Linked DNA regions of Homo sapiens: region 1 is linked to region 2. The links are chromatin loops, found by intact Hi-C in ENCODE. Cell type or tissue: CD14-positive monocyte. All regions are shown on one strand. Each heading gives the region's core, and the rest is flanking DNA. Links, peaks and the distances in the headings are about the cores only.

Region 1 (10,287 bases), core at 770-8,769, 100 kb before region 2:
TTGCCGTAAAGGAATACCTGAGACTGAGTAATTTAGAATGAATAGAGGTTTATTTGGTTCACATTTCTGCAGGATGTACAAGTAAGGAATCAGCATCTGCTCAGCTTTTAGTGAAGCCTCTGAAAACTTCTAATCATAGCAGAAGGTGAAAGGGGAGCAGGCATGCCACATGGTGAGAGAAGGAGCAAGAAGAGACACCAGGCTCTTTTCAACAACCAGCTCTTCTGTGAACTAATGGAGTGAGAATTCATTGTCATGGGAGGGCACCATGACCCAAACACCTCCTACCAGGCTCCACCTCCAACATAAGGGATTACATGTCAACATGAGATTTGGAGGGGACAAATATCAAGACTGTATCAGTCTGCCTTGGCTCCTCAAATCTCATCTCTTTCTCACATTGCAAAATACAATAATTTCTTCCCAGCAGTCCTCCAACATCTGAACTCTTTCCAGCATCAACTGAAAGTGCAAAGTCTCATCTGAGACTCAAGGCAAGTTCTTCCCACCTATGACCCTGTGAAATAGGAAACAAGTTATTTAATTCCAAGATACATTGGTGGTTCAGGCATTGGGGAAATATTCCCATTCCAAAAAGGAGAAATTGCCCCAAAGAAAGTGGCAACAGGCTCCATGTAAATCCAAATTCCTGCAGGCAGACATTAAACCTTAGAGCTTAATAATAATCTTTGACTTTGTGTCCCACATCCTGGGCACATTGGTGCAAGGGGTGAGCTCCCAAGGCCGTGGGCAGTTCTGCCTGTGGCTTTGACAGGTGTAGGCCACGTGGCTGCTCTCATAGGTTGGAGATGAGTGCCTGTAGCTTTTCCATGTTGAGGTTGCAAGCTGCTGATGACTCTACACTTCCCTATCACTCCCCTAAGACTCTTCCACACACACACCCCTCAGCCCCACAGCAAAGGCAGGGGGAGATTCACAACACAGGCTTTGAGGCCTGTTTTCTTCCATCTCCTGAAAACACCACCTACCTCATCTTTCCTTTTCCCCAATAGTTTTGAGCTACGTTCTTTTGGATACATGTTATGGTCACATGGGTGAAAATTCAAAATGCATAGCAGAGTCTGTCCCCAGAATCGCCCAGCGTCCATCTAGGCTGCCCTGGGCCTTGGTTTGCTCACCTGGAGGATCTCAGAGGTGCTCCAATATCAATAGTGAGACTGCCCACACCCTCCTCTAGGGCTGTGTGTGATTCCACTGCATGGATGGACTCTGATTGTGTAGCATCTCCCAGTGGAAAATCATGGCACTAATTTTATCGTACTGCAGAAACACTGTAATGAATAATCATAAATCTACTTCCACAAGCAATATCTGAGTGTATAGCATAGTTCCTAAAAGCAAAATATAGCAGTGTTATACGTTCTTTCTAATTTTAATAAAATGAAGTTGTTCTCAACTAAAAGTGGGCAAGTTTACATTCCCAACAGTGAGCTGAGAAGGTGTGTATGGCCCTGCACTTCAGCCTGTATCAGTGTCTGTTCCATCCACCAGTCTCTTTCTGTATCATTCCTCCTTGTCTTGATCACTGTCTTTCTGACCCTCTGTCTCTTTCTCTACAGCATCCACCACCTTGGGGAATGGCTCAGCCCTTCCAGTCCTGGAAAGCCAGTCCCTGTATGTGGTCTGTGCTGTTGACAGCAATCCCCCTGCCAGGCTGAGCTGGACCTGGGGGAGCCCAACCCTGAGCCTCTCACAGCCCTTGAATCCTGGGCTGCTGGAACTGCCTCAAGTGTATCTGAGGGACGAAGGGGAATTCACCTGCAGAGCTCAGAACCCTCCAGGAGTGATGCTGCAGGCGGTCAAGGGGGGCTGGAGCCCCAGCCTGGTCTTCCTGTCCTTTTGTGTCATCTTCATCGTGTGAGCATTGACCCTGGAGAGGAAGGGAGAGCCCTGGGGGAGGGTGGCCTGGGAGCAGAATCCCTGAAGCCGGAGCTGGAAGGACCTGGCTGAGTCAGGAGTATGAAGCAAGGGAGAGAATGAGCATGGGTGCATGGTGAGAATTTCATGAGTGCCCTTGTTTGTGGGGCCACATGTCTGTGACAAACCTCGGGCCCCATTGTCCAGGAAAAAAGAGCCTCTGTTTTCAATGTTGGGGTCTCTGGGACTACAGCCTGCTTGAATTCCTCCCCTGAAAATGGGCTTTTCTTTTCTACCACTTGGCCAGGCTGCAAATTATCCAAACTTTTACACTCTGCTTCCCTTTTAAATACAATTTCCAGCTTTCAGTGATTTCTTTCTTTGCTCACACATGAGCATATGCTGTTAGAAGCAACCAGGCCATGTCTTCAATGCTTTGCTTCTTAGACATTTCTTCCACGAGATACTGAAAATCTTCACTCTTGTGCTCAAAGCTCCACAGATTCCTAGGGCAGGGGCACAATGCAGTGAAGTTCTTTGCTAAGGCATAACAAAATGGACCATCGCTCTGGTTTCCAATAAGTTCCTCATTTCCGTCTGAGACCTCTTCAGCTTGGCCTTCACTGTCCATATCACGACCAATATTTCAGTCATAACTATTCAACCAGTCTCTAGGAAGTTTCAAACTTTCCTTCATCTTTCTGTCTTTTTGTGAGCTCTCCACACTCTTCCAACTTTTGCCTGTTAACCAGTTCCAAAGTTGTTTTCAAATTTTCAGGTGTCTTTGTAGCAATGCCCCACTCCTCTGTACCAATTTTCTGTATTAGTTCATTCTTCCATTGATATAAAGAAATACCTGTGACTGGGTAACTTATAAAGACAAGAGGAATAATCGGCTCGTGGTTCTGCAGGCTGTACAGGAAGCAGGATGTTGACATCTGCTTGGCTTCTGGGGAGTTCCTCAGGAAACTTACAATCATGGCAAAAAACAAAGGGGAAGCCAGCATGTCACATGGCCAGAGTAGCAGGATAGAGCAAATGGGGAGATGCTGCACACAGACAACAAGCAGATCTTGTTAGAACTCACCCACTCTCACAAGAACAGCTCCAAGAAGATGGTGCTAAGCCATTCATGAGAAATCCACCCCCGTGATCCAACCACCTCCCACTACAACCCACCTTCAATATTGAGGCCTATAATTCGGCATGAGATTTGGTGGGGACACAGATCCAAACCATATCAGGCTCTAATCCTATTAGGCTAATCCAAACCACCTATCTAAACACCATGCCTTCTAATACTATCACATGGGGGTTCAAAGGTCAACAAATGAATTTTGAGGAGAGACATGTAGCTGTAGCACTTGTCACTCTGGTCCTTAATATCTTCCTCTCCAAATTATGGAAGTGGGTCTAGAGGGCCCATCAGCTCCTCTGAGTCATATGTGGTTCAAACGTTCTTCCTTTGCAGATTCTCTGTGGCTTCCTCATGTCTCTCCTTCCCATTTTTCTGCTTTTCTTTGCCAACTGGGGACTGTGGGAAAGAGATGGGCCGTGGTCGAGCCCTTCTTCCCATTGAGATGCTGCAACTGTCCTTACGGGAAGAAAGTGACACGGCAAGGATGGGGGCCCAGGAGCAGATTGGTCTGCAGGATGAGATACAAGCTGCAAATGCAGGAATTAGTGGTGTCAGGGAGAGGAGCAGCTATGCATGCCCCAATCCTGCACATTTCCTTTTCAATTATCACAGCCAACTGACTCTACTCCAGGTTATGGGCAATTGGGGACAACATGGGGATGGGAAGATCCATGGAGCTGAGTAAAATAAAACAGATTGTGGTTTTTATGTAAAAATAGTCTTTAGAAAAACCTATGCAAAGCCATAGTATTGAAGGCAGTGCACTCAGATGATAAAACTACATAGAAAAGCAAGGAGACCATTATCATTAAAGTGAGGCTGGGGCATCTTCAGGAGGAACTGCATGTGGCCTATAGGAAGGGGAAACACAGGGCTGAATAAATGAATGCAATTTCTTTCTTCATCTCATGGGAGAAATTTGGCAATTATCTTGTGATGTTCTATTTCTTGAACAGTGATAATTTGGTGAAAATCACTGAGTCATTTTTTTAGGTGGCACTTTTATTTACTTGTATTACATTTCCCCAAAAATCATTGTTTCAAGAAAAGCTGACATGGGTCTAAGGAGGGCGAATCTTGCAGGATTTTCCCCACCTTCCTCCCAGTACATAGCATACAGTTTCAAAAACTCTTCTGCTGAATTCAGGTGCATTTCTTCTCCCATGAAATCCTGTCCATCATTGAGCGTGGACACGCCAGGGCTGGTGTCCTCGCTCCACGTCTCCTGTTCACCTGAAACCCTGGGAGCAGAGCCTGCAGGAACAAAGGGCCAGCAGACCCCTCATGCTCTGGAGTAAGGAGGACTTGTGAGAGAGCAGTGGTGAAGGATCCCATCCTGAACCCAGAGAGCCATGGCCGAGAGAGAAACGCCTGCCCCTTTAGAAATCTGTCCCTTCCCATCCAACATTCCTCCCTTCCAGACCTCACTGTACAACAGTCACAGCCTTAGCTTCTCAGGCCTCCTGTGAACTGGGCTCTTCTCTGTGTCTTTGGTGTGTATCAACACACGGAATCCTCACCTCCACGACCCCGTGTCTCTCTGCTCAGTCCTCCCGAGACTGATTCCCCAACATAGGAGAGAGCGACCACACCCTGCCTGGTACCCCCACTGAAGCTCCTGCCATGGAGAGCTCAGATATCAGGAGCCTCAGTGTCTCCCCACTACACAGTGACTCTTTGGGGACAGTGTCTAGCTCTGCTGTGTTGAACTCCACCTCACGGCCGCTGAGGGAGGAAGGAGAGGTTGCCTGCTCATCCCACCTGCACCCCCATCTCTTATATCCTAGTGTCACCTCTGACCTACAGAGAGACATCCACAGCCTGTACTTCATAGGTCTGGCCACATGGGACTCATTTTCACCTTATGGAAAATATCACCCAAGGGGAAGGGCACTGAGAGGGAGGCAGTGGGCGGGGTGGGCCCTGCATGGGGTTGGAATCTGGGTGAGTCTTTCATCCTCTCTGGCCTCAGGGTCCCCAGGAGTGGACGGGGTAGTGGACGGTGGATCTTCCAGGGGTGACCCGGCCCTGACAGTGTCTGTGTGTGAAGTTCCTCCTGTGAGGTCACCGTTCAGAACCCACCCCCAACTTCCTGTGCGGCTTCCTCGAAATCTTGAGTTCTCAGTTCCTGAGAGAAGAACCCTGAGGAACAGACTTACCTCAGCAACCCTGGCACCTCCAACCCGACACATGCTACTGCTGCTGCTACTGCTGCCACCCCTGCTCTGTGGGAGAGTGGGGGCTAAGGAACAGAAGGATTACCTGCTGACAATGCAGAAGTCCGTGACGGTGCAGGAGGGCCTGTGTGTCTCTGTGCTTTGCTCCTTCTCCTACCCCCAAAATGGCTGGACTGCCTCCGATCCAGTTCATGGCTACTGGTTCCGGGCAGGGGACCATGTAAGCCGGAACATTCCAGTGGCCACAAACAACCCAGCTCGAGCAGTGCAGGAGGAGACTCGGGACCGATTCCACCTCCTTGGGGACCCACAGAACAAGGATTGTACCCTGAGCATCAGAGACACCAGAGAGAGTGATGCAGGGACATACGTCTTTTGTGTAGAGAGAGGAAATATGAAATGGAATTATAAATATGACCAGCTCTCTGTGAATGTGACAGGTAAGGCACGGGCTCCAAGAGAGGCCAAAGGCAAATGTGATGAGGGCTTTAGGGCACGGCTGAGACGGGACACATGTCCTGGGAGGGGGCCGGGGGTGATGGACTCAGGGGAGGAGCTGGACCAGAGCCTGAGCTTCCCCAGGACCGCACCTTGGATGCCCCTCCTGATCCTGCAAGCCCCTCCCCTCACCAGCCCTGACCCACAGGCCTGACATCCTCATCCTGCCTCTGACGCTGGCACTGTGGCATGTGGGGCCTTATGACTCCTTGTTTTGGGGCCTGTCCTAGGCATGGCCGGGGTTTAGCACCATCCCAGGCCTCTCCCCACCAGATGCCAGAAGCACCCACCCCACCCATGCAGCGAGACAATTATCTCCACACATTGTCAAACGTCCTGGGGGGTTAAGTCCTCCCCAGTTGAGAGCCTTAGGTCTACACAACCCCGTGACTCTCTCAGGCCAGGCCAGGGAGGAAGCACTTCCTGGCGCAAACCAAGGGCAGCAGAGGCACCTGAGCCTGGACAGGGAGACTCAGCACACGGCCCCTCCATCTCTCATGCCCCGAGGTCCTCGGAGATCCACATTTAGATGCTCAAAAGACAGGAGGGACCTCCACGATGGTCCAGAGGCCGGGAGGGCAGGACCTACGTGTCTGGTGCAGGCCCTGGTGCTTCAGGGAAGCCCGGAGGTAGGAGGCGGGACACGGTCTCTTCTCCTCCCTGGGTGGGTCTCTAGGGTCTCTGAGCTTTAGGGTTTCCTTCACTCTGTGCAGAGGGAATGAGTTCCTATAGCATGTGGGTTTGCAGTTTCTCTTCCATGCAGGGCTGAGGTCTCCAGCTCCTCTCCAGCCCCCTGTGGGTCCCACAGCCCTGCCCCTCCTCTCCCTCCCCCTTCTCTGCTCACACAGGGAGCCCAGGAAGCCTCTGCCTCAGAGATGCTGCTGCCCCTGCTATGGGCAAATGAAGAGAGGGACAGTGGGGGCTGGGCTGACCCTCGTTTCTCCACAGCGTCCCAGGACCTACTGTCAAGATACAGGCTGGAGGTGCCAGAGTCGGTGACTGTGCAGGAGGGTCTGTGTGTCTCTGTGCCCTGCAGTGTCCTTTACCCCCATTACAACTGGACTGCCTCTAGCCCTGTTTATGGATCCTGGTTCAAGGAAGGGGCCGATATACCATGGGATATTCCAGTGGCCACAAACACCCCAAGTGGAAAAGTGCAAGAGGATACCCACGGTCGATTCCTCCTCCTTGGGGACCCACAGACCAACAACTGCTCCCTGAGCATCAGAGATGCCAGGAAGGGGGATTCAGGGAAGTACTACTTCCAGGTGGAGAGAGGAAGCAGGAAATGGAACTACATATATGACAAGCTCTCTGTGCATGTGACAGGTAAATCTCTGGCTCTAGGACCAGCCAGAGGGGAAGGCCCGAGGGCCGCAGGGTAGGGCTGAGGTGGGACCCCCATCCTGGGAGGGAGTTGGAGGTGAAGCATATCTGGCTCAGGGGAGGAGTAAGACCAGAGCCTGAGCCTCCTCAGCACCACACTTCAGACCCCAACACCCTCATTTTGCCTGTCTCCCTTTCATCACCAGCCCTGACTCACATGCCCACCTTCTCCATCCCGGGGACCCTGGAGTCTGGCCACCCCAGGAACCTGACCTGCTCTGTGCCCTGGGCCTGTGAACAGGGGACGCCCCCCACGATCACCTGGATGGGGGCCTCCGTGTCCTCCCTGGACCCCACTATCACTCGCTCCTCGATGCTCAGCCTCATCCCACAGCCCCAGGACCATGGCACCAGCCTCACCTGTCAGGTGACCTTGCCTGGGGCCGGCGTGACCATGACCAGGGCTGTCCGACTCAACATATCCTGTGAGTTCTGGGCCAGGACGTCTGGGTCTTTGATCGGGATTCCTTGAGGCCAGTTGGATGTGGGACCCAGACTCAAGGATCTGGGTCCTGGAATCTTGGCTGGGAGTTGGGGGTCAGGAGGATGCTGGCTCCACCTTCCCCATTTATGGGGCTCCTGGGGAGACAGGGTCAGTGTCCCCAGTCCTCAAAGTGATGGGAACTCCGTGTCTTTCTGTTCCAGATCCTCCTCAGAACTTGACCATGACTGTCTTCCAAGGAGATGGCACAGGTAAGATGGAGTCCTCTCCCTGGGGCTGGAGGAGCAGAGCCTTCAACTCAGGGGAGAGCCAGGACTCACCCTGGTGACCTGAGACCCTTTTGTGGGTGAGCCCCGGCCCCCCCCTCCCTCAGCCTCAGCCTTTTGGCCACCTGAGCACCTTCTCATCACCCCTTCACTCCCCTTGAACTCCTCCACACACACACCTATTTTGGCCCCACAGCAAGGGTAGAGGGACATTCACACAGCAGCTCAAGGATTTGAGGACTCTTATCTTCCAGCTCCTGAATATTGCCTCATCCTTTTATTTTCACCAATAGTTCTGAGGTATATTCTTTTGGATACATACTATAGTCACATGGGCAAAAATTTATAATGCACAGCAGAGTCTGTCCCCAGAATCGACCAGGGTCTGTCCAGGCTGTCCTGAGCCTTGGTTTGTGCACCTGGAAGATCTCAGAGGTGGTTTGATGTCAGTAGTGAGACTGTTTGCACCCTCCTCTAGGGCTGTGTGTCATTCCACTGTCTGAATAGTCTCTGATTTTGTGGCATCTTCTAATGGAAGATCATGGCACTAATTTTATCCTACAGCACAAACACTGCAATGAATATTGTTGTATCTACTCCCACAAGGAATATCTAAGTGTATGGAATAAAGTCCTAAAAGCAAAATATAGCAGTGTCATATGTCTTTCTGATTTTGAAAGATAGAGTGAAATTGTTCTAATTAAAGATGGACAAGTTTACATCCCCAACAGTGAGCAGTGAACGTGCATATGTCCCTACAATTCAGCATGTATCAGTGTCTGTTCCATTCACCACTCTCTTTCTGTATCCTTCCTCCCTGCCTCGATCACTTTGTCTCTCTCTGCCCTTCTGTCTCTTTCTCTACAGCATCCACAACCTTGAGGAATGGCTCGGCCCTTTCAGTCCTGGAGGGCCAGTCCCTGCACCTTGTCTGTGCTGTCGACAGCAATCCCCCTGCCAGGCTGAGCTGGACCTGGGGGAGCCTGACCCTGAGCCCCTCACAGTCCTCGAACCTTGGGGTGCTGGAGCTGCCTCGAGTGCATGTGAAGGATGAAGGGGAATTCACCTGCCGAGCTCAGAACCCTCTAGGCTCCCAGCACATTTCCCTGAGCCTCTCCCTGCAAAACGAGTACACAGGTGGGTAGGGGAGGGTCTGGAGGAGGAGAACACACATGTCCCACCCTCAGGGTCCAGCTGGGAGACCTGGAATTTCCCTGCAACCCACAGCATCACAGTCCTCTTGCTGCCAAGCAGTGAGTGCGGGGTGGGGAGAGGGGAGGAGTTAATCTTGGAGGGGAGGAGCTGGGGCCTGGACAAGTGTGTTTGGGGATACAAGGGCCTTGCTTTCCAGTGCCTGGACTAGTGTGAGGCAAGTGAGGCACTCACTTTGGGCACACAATTTAAGAACCAAAAATAAAACAACTCAGCAAGCAAGAGAAATAATCTTGCCATGTGATTATCTTTTCGAAAATTAAAAATTATTGTAAAATAATTCCATGGTGAAAACTAATCAAAATTTTAAATAAAGGCAGACTGCACCCAGCACTCTCATGCCTCAGTGACCTCAGGAGAAGTTCCCTTCCGTCCTTGTTCTTTCTGTCCGGGAAGCGGGACTGGGGTACCCAAGTCTGGGGCCCTACAGGCAGTGGGAGGAGAAGAGGCCCAGTTCTTGGAGGGTAAACCCCAAAACAACTCCAATCCATCCTCAGGCAAAATGAGGCCTATATCAGGAGTGACGCTAGGGGCATTCGGGGGAGCTGGAGCCACAGCCCTGGTCTTCCTGTACTTCTGCATCATCTTCGTTGTGTGAGCATTGACCCTGGGGAGGAAGAGCCTTGGGGGAGGGCAGGCTGGGAACAAAATCCCTGAAGCCAGACCTGGAAGGACCTGGATGGGTCAAGAGCTTGAAGCAAGGGCCAGAATGAGGTCATGGGTGCATGGTAAGAATTTCATGAGCGCCCCTGTTTGTGGAGCTCCATGTCTGTGGCAAACCTCAGACCCTACTGCCCAGGAAAAAAGAGCCTCTGTTTTCGACATTGGGGTCTCTGGAATGGGACCACTCCCCTCCCGCCTCAGTTACCCCTCCAGCTCCCCAATAGGAAATACAGGGCAGGGGTTGGTCTGCCCACTGCACCCCGATCTGACCACACTGAAAGGCTCTCTGGTCTCTTCACTCAGAGTGAGGTCCTGCAGGAAGAAATCGGCAAGGCCAGCAGTGGGCGTGGGGGATACAGGCATGGAGGACGCAAACGCTGTCAGGGGCTCAGCCTCTCAGGTGAGTGAGCATTGAATCACAGCCCTTCTCCCCTGCTTTCTCCCAGGCCAGGCATGGAAGGGGATTACTTCCTCACTGTCCTTCCTTTCTTCCCCTACAGCCGAAAAATCACGTCCTGTCCACTTTTTCCTCCTAAGAACAGCTTTCATTGCCCTCCCCATCCCATCCTGACCCCTCTCACTGCTGAAGCCTCTGGATCTCTGTCTGGGACCTCCTCACCTCCCTGC
Region 2 (10,287 bases), core at 659-8,658:
AGAACAACCCTACTTAACGAAACCCAGATCTTTTCATATTTCTCCCAGTTTGGCACTGTGACACAGTTCAGACTGTCCAGAAGTAAAATGACTGGAAATGGCAAAGGCTATGCATTTGTGGAGTTTGAGTCTGAGGATGTTGCCAAGATAGTTGCTGAAACAATGAACAACTACCTGTTTGGTGAAAGACTCTTGGAGTGTCATTTTATGCCACCTGGAAAAGTACATAAAGAACTCTTTAAACACTGGAATATTCCATTTAAGCAGCCATCAAATCCATCAGCGAAATGGTATAATCAGAATCGGACACTAACACAAAAGCTACAGATGAGGAGTGATTTAAAAAGAAATAAAGATTACTCAGGAAGAAATTAGCTGGCTGGGCACGGTGGCTCACGCCCGTAATCCCAGCACTTTGGGAGGCCAAGGTGGGTGGATCACCTGAGGTCAGGTATTGGGGAAAAGCTGAGTGTTGGGAAAAAAGCTGAGGCAGGGCTTGCATGTCTGACATAATGTAAAAGAGTCTTGGAACATGTCTGGGGTCCAGGGTCTAAAACCTCTCATGGCCTTTGGAACACCAAGCTCTGTGCTAAAGGGTGGAAGGCTGCCCTGTGGCACCATAATCTAAGCCCAGGGCATAAAACCCCTCGTGGCTTGGATGGAATCCAGGGCTCAGAGCATGGAACCCCTCATGGCCTCTGGAATGTGTCTAGACTTGCCGGCTCCTTGTTTCTAGCATTCCCAGGCTCATAGATCAATTGTATCTTAAACTAGAAGAACATGTTTCCCATTATCTCAAGTAGCAGAAAATGTTCCATATGCTTCAAAGAAAATGCTAAACTGTCACAGCTGTAAATCATGCACTTGATGCAGTGCTTTCTTTCAACCCCCACATCCTCACCACCTGCCTCTTTGTTTGATCACCAATAAACAGTACGGGCTTCCAGAGCTCGGGGCCTTCGCAGCCTCCATACTAGTGTTGGACCCCTGGACCCACCTTATGCACTTTTAACTTGTCTTTTCTCATTCCTTTGACTCTGCCAGACTTTGTAGCCCCCATGGCCTGGTGCTGGGTCTGATCACCCCAGCATTCCTGGCGCCCAACATGGGACAATGAAGATCCCGGTGAAGGAACGCTAGAGGACATGAAAGTGGAGGAAGTATCATCAGAGGACACCCGAGGATGACTGAAAGAAGCTCGGTGGGAAAGCTGAGTGCTCAGAAGAACCAGGGTAACAATCAGACAAAGTGAAAGCGAACATTCTGCTTATCTGAATTTCTTAAGGCATTTATTACAAAAAGGGGCAGTGAAAGTTAGTACTCAAAATTTGTTATCACTCTTTAGTACAGTAAAGCAGTTTTGCCCATGGTTTCCAGAACAAGGGACTATGGAGTTGGATGAATGGGAGAGAACTGGCAGAGATTTTAAAAAGGCGTATAAAGAGGGAGCAAAAATTCCAGTTTCCGTTTGGTCAATGTGGGCACTAATAAAGGCAGCCCTTGAGCCCTTTCAAACAGATGATGAGGGAGATTCAGATGAGGAAGAGGAGGACGAGTGTAAAAAACTAACTTCAGATTCTGAATGCAAGGAGCAAAAAAGAGAAGAGGTTAAAAAAGGGGAAACCGAAAAAAGTATATTTTACTAGCCCATCGGCTCTACCTGCTGAATTAAGTGAATGGCCACCTCCTCCCTTTCCCCTTAATGGGCGAGAAAGTGAATTAGCTATAAAATTTTCTGCTCCTGTAGTTGCAACATTAAAACCTGGAGCAATTGGTGGTGCTATGCAAAATTCTATTCAAAAAGCTAGAGCAAGCCGGGCGCAGTGGCTCACGCCTGTAATCCCAGCACTTTGGGAGGCCGAGGTGGGCGGATCACGAGGTCAGGAGATCAAGACCATCCTGGCTAACACGGTGAAACCCCATCTCTACTAAAGACACACAAAAATTAGCCGGGCGTGGTGGTGTGCGCCTGTAGTCCCAGCTATTCGGGAGGCTGAGGCAGGAGAATCGCTTGAACCCGGGAGGCAGAGGTTGCAATGAGCCGAGATCGCACCACTGGACTGTAGCCTGAGCAACAGAGCGAGACTCTGTTAAAAAAAAAAAAAAAAAAAGCTAGAACTGAGGAAGACCTTGAAGCATGGCAATTTCCAGTTACTATAATCCAGCAAGGAGGACAGAATATAACTAATTGGGCCACTTTTCCTTTTAAGTTATTAAAGGAATTTAAGTAAGCCATTACTCAATATGGACCGAACTTTCCTTTTGTGCAAACTTTGTTAAAAAATGTGGCTCTTGATACTAGGTTAATACCGTATAATTGGGATACTTTACCAAAATCTGTTCTCACTCCGTCTCAGTATTTACAGTTTAAAACTTGGTGGGCTGATGAAGCTCAAACTCAGGCAAGGGAAAACACACAAGCGCAGCCACCTGTGCCTGTTTCCTTTGAACAGTTCATGGGAGTTGGCCCCAACTGGGGTAGATTAGAAAATCAAGCAGTAATGGAGGATGTTGCCATTGTTCAGCTGTGCCCTGCATGCTTACGGGCATGGGAAAGGATAAATGTTACAGCGGAAAAATATCCTTCTTTCAGCTCGTCCGACAGGGACCTAAAGAACCATATATTGATTTTATTGCTTGGCTCCAAGAGGCTGTGTATAAAGCCATAACTGATAAAACAGCTCAGGATGTTGTAATACAGCTTCCTGCATATGAAAATGCTGATGCAGAGTGTCAAACTGCCATCAGACCTATGAGAGGGAAGGCTCATTTGGCTGAATATACTGGGGCTTGCGATGGCATTGGAGATACCTTGCATAGGGCTCCTCTTTTAGCTCAGGCTATGGCTGGATTGAAAGTAGGAAGGAATGTGCCCCGTTTCTCAGGCTCTTGCTTTAATTGTGGGCAATTTGGACACACAAAAAAGGAATGTAGAAAAGGAAAATAAAAAGTCTGGACAAGATATATGGTGGAGGGAAGCACATACAAAGAGCTGAGAAAAAGGAAAGATAATTATATGGGGAAGAGGATTTGCTTGTGTCTCTCCAGGTGACAGTCAGGTGCCTGTGTGGTGCCCACCAAACATCCGAAGATGTATCATCAGTTACAGCATCTAGTGGACCCACCTGTACAGTGCAAATTGAAGGCTTAAGGATTGCTTTTCTGCTATACTGTTGCACAAGAAGGATAAGCCTCGATTTGCTTTTTCTGTGCCTTCTGTTAGAAGGGGCCTGTTTCTCATTATCAGTGGAAAGTTTTACCCCATGGTAATTAACCACAGAGGCAGAAGCTGAGTTACAGCTTGTAGAACAAATGCTTCAGCAATGGCATGCCTCCCGGCTACAGCCACAAAAGTTTTTGCTTCTGTTTCGCTAGATTTACTAACATGGCTTTGAGGGTATGCTTGTGTTTTTGCAGGAGATGAACAAACCGTGCGGATGCCCTCAAGATGTGTACGACCATGGAATGGGAGACTGGAGAGATCCATGGATCCCAACCGTGGACCTGGTTCCCCCAGTACAAGCCATGAGCCAGTTGAGTCTGAATGCGAAGACGGAACGAGGACCGACCGGAGTCATGCTGACATCCACCCCCATAACATGGGGACAGATCAAGAAAAACCACACAGGAAGCTGAAAAACTGCTGGAACACCAAGGTTGTACCTTTTGCTGGGATTCAGAGGTACAATAGATGCTTAACGGACCAATGCTTTCTGACTGAGCTCCTCTCTACCTGAATACAAGAGACCCTAATAGTTAGGCAGGAATATCATCACCCCTATTCAGCATGAAGAAGTTGCAGAAGACGGACCTTCATCCTTCTGCAAGCCTTAGGATTAAGGATCCTCTTGTAAAAGGGAAAGTGGAAATATGTAAGAAGCATTCAAACCAGAACGACTCCATTCTGAATAAGGGCCAATGCATCCTAATGAGGAAGGGATGATAAAATGAATATATCTATAGGATATAAATATCCCCCATATGCCTGGGACCTGTTGTTGGATGCTTACAGATTGACACACAAGCTTGGTTGGCAGTAGTCCCCGGAAAAAATAAATCACAGGCTGCTTTGCATATGATTTGGGGGAGTAGTTTAAAATATAATTATTCCAATCCTAAAACCCTGAAGTTCCATCCTAATAAGCGTGAATGTGAGCGAAGCAAAGTTTGGTTTGAAGGTGTGGATGCTTGAACTTGGGAAGATTGTATAGCAAGTAAGGCTGAGGTGCTACAAAATAATTCCTATGGAATCACCATTGATTAGTCCCCTAAGGGGATCTTTAAGGAAAATTGCACCGGAAGGCCTTCTTGTAGAACAAATGTAGTAAACCAGAGGAATCGCTGGCAAAGGAATCATACACAGTATGTTCGGACGGAAGCTAATGCCCCTATCATATAGAGTCCTGCTGGCATTGTTGCCCCTAGTCCAAAAATGATATCTCCTGCCATAAGACAGGAACATTCTGAATTATGGAAATTAGCTATGGCTGAAAGTTCAATCAAAAGTTGGGAGGGTACATATAAAAGGTATAGAGGGGAGGGAGGTAAAAATAAATATGCTCTCTCTTTTCTTTCCAACAGGACCTTTTGGATTCAAAGCTGTGTTCGGCCATCTTTTATGCTAGCAACAGGAAATGTTACCAACTTTTAATAAAAATCAGACTATCCTGATAATTAAAGCCAGAGAAGGAGTTTGGATCCCTATGTGTCTCTAAATAGACCATGGGAGGCATCATCATCCATTCGTATTGTAACTAAATCCTTAAAAAACTCTTATCCCAAAGATTTATAGTTGCTCTTTTCTTTGCTATAATTGGCCTCATTGCTGTTACTACTACCGCTGCAATAGCCGGTGTGGCTGTACATTCATCTGTGAAAACTGCTGAATTTGTCAATAAGTGGCAAAAGAATTCCACAAAATTATGGAACTCCCAAGCTCAAATAGATAAAAAAAAAATAGTTAACCAAATTAATGATCTCCGTCAGACAGAGATTTGGATGGGAGATCGTATTATGAATTTAGAAAGTAGAATTCAAATGCAATGTGACTGGAATACATCTGACTTTTGTGTTACTCCTCAGTTACAATGAGACAGAACACTGATGGAAGAAGGTTAAACGCCATCTAGAGGGTAGAGAGGAAAATCTCACCCTCTAAATTGTAAAACTAAAAGAGCAGGATTTTGAAGCCTCTCAGACTCACTTAGCCCTGCTCCCTGGAACTGATAATTTGAACAAGACAGCCAATGGGTTGTCTGCAATCAATCCTCTTAAACGGATTAAGGCCATTGAAAACTCTACACTTGGAAATCCTGTTCTAATAATTATGTGCTTGTGCTGTCTCCTTTTAGTCTGCAGATGCGGAAGCCACCTCTGGAGAGAAAGCCACCATCGAGAACAAGCAATGATAGCTGTGGTGGTTTTACAAAAAAGAAAAGGGGGTCATGTTGGAGAAAAGCTAAGTAGTGAGAAAAAAGCTGAGGCAGGGCTTGCTAGTCTGACATAATATAAAGAGTCTTGGAACATGCCGGGGTCCAGGGTCTAAAAGCCCTTGTGGTCTTTGGAACACCAAGCTCTGTGCTAAAGGGTGGAAGGCTGCCCTGCGGCACCGTAATCTAAGCCCAGGGCATAAAACCCCTCATGGCTTGGATGGAATCCAGGGCTCAGAGCATGAAACCCCTCGTGGCCTCTGGAATGTGTCTAGACTTGCCGGCTCCTTGCTTCTAGCATTCCCAGGCTCATAGATCAAGTGTATCTTAAACTAGAAGAACATGTTTCCCATTATCTCAAGTAGCAGAACATGTTCCATATGCGTCAAAGAAAATGCTAAACTGTCACAGCTGTAAATCATGCGCTTGATGCACCACTTTCTTTCAACCCCCACATCCTCACTACCTGCTTCTTTGTTTGATCACCAATAAACAGTGCGGGCTTCCAGAGCTTGCGGCCTTCGCAGCCTCCATACTAGCATTGGTCCCCTGGACCCATCTTATGCACTCTTGTCTTTTCTCATTCCTTTGACTCCGCCGGACTTCATAGCCCCCACAGTCTAGTGTTGGGTCTGATCACCCCAACAGTCAGGAGTTCGAGACCAGCCTGGCCAACATGGTGAAACCCCATCTCTACTAAAAATACATAAATTAGCCAGCCATGGTGGCAGGCACCTGTAATCCCAGCTACTTGGAAGACTGAGGCAGGATAACTGTTTGAACCTGGGAGGTAGAGGTTGCAGTAAGCCGAGATTGGGCCACTGCACTCCAGCCTAGGCGATAGATCAAGACTCAATCTCAAAAAAAAAAAAAAAAAAAAAGGAATTGATTATGATTTTCCTTCTTCCTTCTTTGATTTTCCAGAAAACAGAAAGTATTTCAAAAACTAATTGTCAGACGTCTACAAAAGGCCATCTTTTACATAAGAAGAAGAAAAAGGTTTTAGGCACTCTTGACACTCCTGAGAAGACTGTGGATATCCAGGGCCTCACACCAGTTTGTACACCAACATTTTTGGAGAGACGAAAATCTGAAATGGCTGAAATGAATGACGATGATGAAGCTAATGAAATAGTTTTCAAACAGCCCATATCCTATGTAAAATAAGAAACACAAGAGACTCAAACACCTACACATTCACGGAAAAAAAGAAGCAAAAGCAATCAGTGATTTTCAGTGTATTACATATAATATTTCTTCTGGAAAATATAATATTTTTATGAGAGTGGACTTTGTGTTTTACTAGGTACAATGAAATGCAACCCTTGACAAGACTTTCAGAGGTAAAATGCACTGTTTGGTCAAGTTAAGGAAAGCAATCTGTAATTTTGGATTGCCTGCCTTTGGCTGAAATACAAGGGTGCATACCAGCTTGCAGTGGCTTGACTGACATTGCCTCTTTGTCCTGGCCTCTAGTTTTCTTTTGATATTTCACAGCTCTCCTTAGTTACTCTACCTAGATGGAAAGTTGACCACTAACTGCAGGTTTAAGTACTAAACTGCAGCCTTTTTCTATCACCAGCAGTTAAAGACCACCAATCTGGTTTGTCCATCTACATGGTTTGTCAGGGACATTTAACTCATGAGAGTGCTTTAGATTTCAACATCAGATGGTTGAAGCTGGAAGGCAAATTATATGTAGTGTGAGAAGGCAGTTCCAGTTTTTTGTTTTGTTTTGTTTTGAGATGGAGTCTTGCTCTGTCCCCCTGGCTGGAGTGCAATGGCGCGATCTCAGCTCACTGCAACCTCCGCCTCTTGGGTTCAAGTGATTATCCTGCCTCAGCCTCCCCAGTAGCTGATTTTTAGTAGAGACGGGGTTTCACCATGTTGGTGAGGCTGGTCTCGAACTCCTGACCTCGTGATCCACCCACCTTGGCCTTCCAAAGTGCTGGGATTACAGGCGTGAGCCACCGCGCCTGGCCCAGCAGTTCCAGTTTTAGCACAGATTTGCTTATGTATTAGTTCAAATCTTAATAGAGATTCAAAAACGACTTCTTTTTTTTTTTTTACCAATTTGTTAAATTAGTTTTCGTTGGGCTAGCATGGATTCATAACCACCATTTTATACTAGTATCACCAGTGAGGAATTGTATTTCAAGGATCAAACAATAACCAGCAAATAAACTTTTTTCTACAAAAAAAAAAAAAAAAAAAGCATAGATGCCCACGTGCCATGGGGCTTAATGAGAACAAGCTCCATGCCGAGCCCTTTACGTACACTGCCATGTTCGAATGTCATAGCAACTCTGAGACAAGTGTTCTTGGCCAGCTCCCGAGTGAAACTGAAGCTCAGAGAGGCTAAGCAAATTACCCAAGGTGACTCAGCTTTTCAGGGGCAGAGCAGTATGTGACATCAGTCAAGCATGTCAGTTGGACTCCACGCCCATGATCTCAACACCTTCCTGTACTTCCTCTCATTGTGGCAATGAACAGCTAGGGCTTAGGCCGGGCGCTGTGGTTCACGCCTGTAATCCCAGCAATTTGGGAGGCCAAGGCGGGTGGATCACTTGAGGTCAGGAGTTTGAGACCAGCCTGGCCAACGTGGTGAAACCCCGTCTCTACTGAAAATACAATAATTAGCCAGTCCTGGTGGCAGGCACCTGTAATCCCAGCTACTCGGGAGGCTGAGGCAGGAGGCTCGCTTGAACTCGGGAGGCGGAGGTTGCAGTGAGCCGAGATCGCATCACTGCACTCCAGCCTGGGCGACAGAGCGAGACTCAGTTTCAAAAAAAAAAAAACACACAACAACAAAGGTGACACCCGAACCTTGACGCCTCGACAATAACAACAACAAAGGTGATCCCCGAACCTTGACACCTCGACAGGGCTGAGAGGGGAGAAGCTGGGTGAGGGCCTCTAAATCTGGGGAGATTTCAAGGAAGGGAGGCAAAGATGACCTCCTGGACCTAAAAGAGGAGAAAGGACATGAGGGTAGGAGAGGCACTGAGAGGCCCCCCTTGCCCTTGGAAGGGTCCCAAGTAGATGGGGTGGAATGAATGGGAAAGAGCAGGGACCCCAGAATCTCCAGGGACGGAAGGGGGTTCGGGGAGGAGGGGGATTTTAGGAAATCTGTAAGCCCCTACGAAATGGGGAGACCCCGAAGGTCGAATCTTGGAACTTTGAAGGTCTAAAGCCGGTAGGGATAGGGAGTGGAGAGTGAAAGGAAGGGTCTGGTTCTAAGCGGTGGATGGGGCAATGGGGCTCCCCAGTGGGCCAAGGAGATGCCGAGAGGGATTCTCCCCTCAACAACCCAGTCCCCTCTCTCCCTCCAAGCTCCGCTCAGCATCTCCAGGCCTGGGCCGGGTCTCCCGGATGCTACCGGAACCTACCCGCACATGCGCAGACAAAAGCCTCAGCAAAAATGCCTGAAGGCGCAGAAAGGCGCTCGCCAACCAGAGGGAGAAGGCGAGGCGCGCGGGGTCCGCAGGGTGGGGATTCAAAAGCGGCGCGAGTTCTCTGGCCAATCAGAGCCGAGAATAGTGGCTCGCGACGCTTAACAAGTGGGCGGGACTCTAACCAATCGCCGCTGCGTTCCCCTACAAATCGGAAGTCTCGCTTCCCCTTAAGCAGAAGTTGGTTGGCCAGTTTTCAGAACTAGCCTGTCAATTTTGGAAGCTGAGTAAAGGGCATTTCCTTAGCGACACAAGGTCCCGCCTCCAGTCTCCTAGCGCCGCAGGGGCACGGGGGACGGGACAGAAAAAGCCTTAAAGGGCGAGGTACGTGGTAAGCGGTCAGACCCTGGTTTCCAAATGGCGTCAGATCCTGATCTTAGTAATAGGAGAAGCAATAAAAGAACAAGCTAGAACAATCCCATGACGCTAGACTTGAGCAGTGAGCGCCATCTGCCTCTGGGATTTAAAGTAACCGAATGGATAGACCCAGACTTGAAATCTGAAGATCTGGGTTCTCATCAGTCTCCAGGAAAGAAAAGCAAGCCAGATCTCTTGGCAAAAATCTTATTCCGGCCACTCAGTGCCACTAACATCGTCCAGCATAGGGCGATCCTGTTGCCTGGGACTTCTCCTCCTTAAAATGCAATGTTGTGGGCCAGGCACGGGGGCCTATCCCAGTAATCCCAGCACTCAAGGTAGGAGGATTACGTGGGGCCAGGAGTTCGAGACCAGCCTGGCCAACATGGGGAAACCCCATCTCTACTAAAAATACAAAAATTAGCTGGACATGGACATGGTGGCACATGCCTGTAATCCCAGCTACTTGGGAGGCTGAGCCAGGAGAATCGCTCGAACCCAGGAGGCGGAGGTTGCAGTGGGCGGAGATCGTGCCATTGCACTCCAGCCTGGGCGACAGAACAAGACTGTCTTAAATAAATAAATAAATAAATAAATAAATAAATAAATAAATAAAAATTTTAAAATACCCTGTAATCCTAGCACTTTGGAAGGCCGAGGTGGGAAGATTGCTTGAGGCCAGGAGTTTAACACCAACTGGCCAACATAGAGAGACCTCTTCTCTATTAAAATAAATACATAATTTTTTAAAATGTGGATTAAATTAGTTCATATTATTCATTAAAATAGATCTCCAGTCTTGCCAACATAGTAAAGCCCCATCTTTACTAAAAATACAAAAATTAGCGGGGCGTGGTGGCAGGCGCCTGTAATCCCAGCTACTCAGGGGGCTGAGGCAGGAGAATCGCTTGAACCCGGGAGGTGGAGGTTGCAGTGCACTGAGATAGCACCACTGCACTCCAGCCTAGGTGACAGAGGGAGACCCTGTCTCAAAAAAAAAAAAAAGACCTTCATTTTACAAAATAATTTAGAACTCCCCCAACTCTCAA

Evidence for each region. Peaks named below come from ENCODE experiments on the same cell type or tissue, not always from the same donor. Only the 100,000 strongest peaks of a DNase experiment are listed, where the experiment ranks them.
Region 1: it touches region 2 in a loop (2.1-fold over the local background); 2 of 110 quality-filtered maps call a loop at or near these places.

Annotation. Positions count from the first base shown.
Region 1 is chr19:51,496,653-51,506,939 of GRCh38, reverse strand. It overlaps SIGLEC12 (sialic acid binding Ig like lectin 12), which reads left to right and starts at 5,140. Exons shown (of 8, transcript NM_053003.4): 1 at 5,140-5,633; 2 at 6,640-7,020; 3 at 7,224-7,502; 4 at 7,723-7,770; 5 at 8,653-8,922; 6 at 9,495-9,591; 7 at 9,964-10,060. The coding sequence starts at 5,207. RefSeq lists an enhancer at 6,878-7,377. In CD14-positive monocyte, for the core only: no CTCF peak of the experiment used is centred there; DNase peaks (open chromatin) are centred at 2,849, 3,309, 3,889 and 5,089; H3K4me3 peaks cover 3,035 bases; H3K27ac peaks cover 2,329 bases.
Region 2 is chr19:51,393,127-51,403,413 of GRCh38, reverse strand. It overlaps the pseudogene NIFKP6. Among named protein-coding and RNA genes, the nearest start is that of C19orf84, 7.7 kb to the right of the region's middle. RefSeq lists enhancers at 7,691-7,900, 8,956-9,552 and silencers at 8,841-8,980, 8,991-9,050. In CD14-positive monocyte, for the core only: a CTCF peak has its summit at 5,126; DNase peaks (open chromatin) are centred at 5,113 and 7,843; H3K4me3 peaks cover 662 bases; H3K27ac peaks cover 1,848 bases.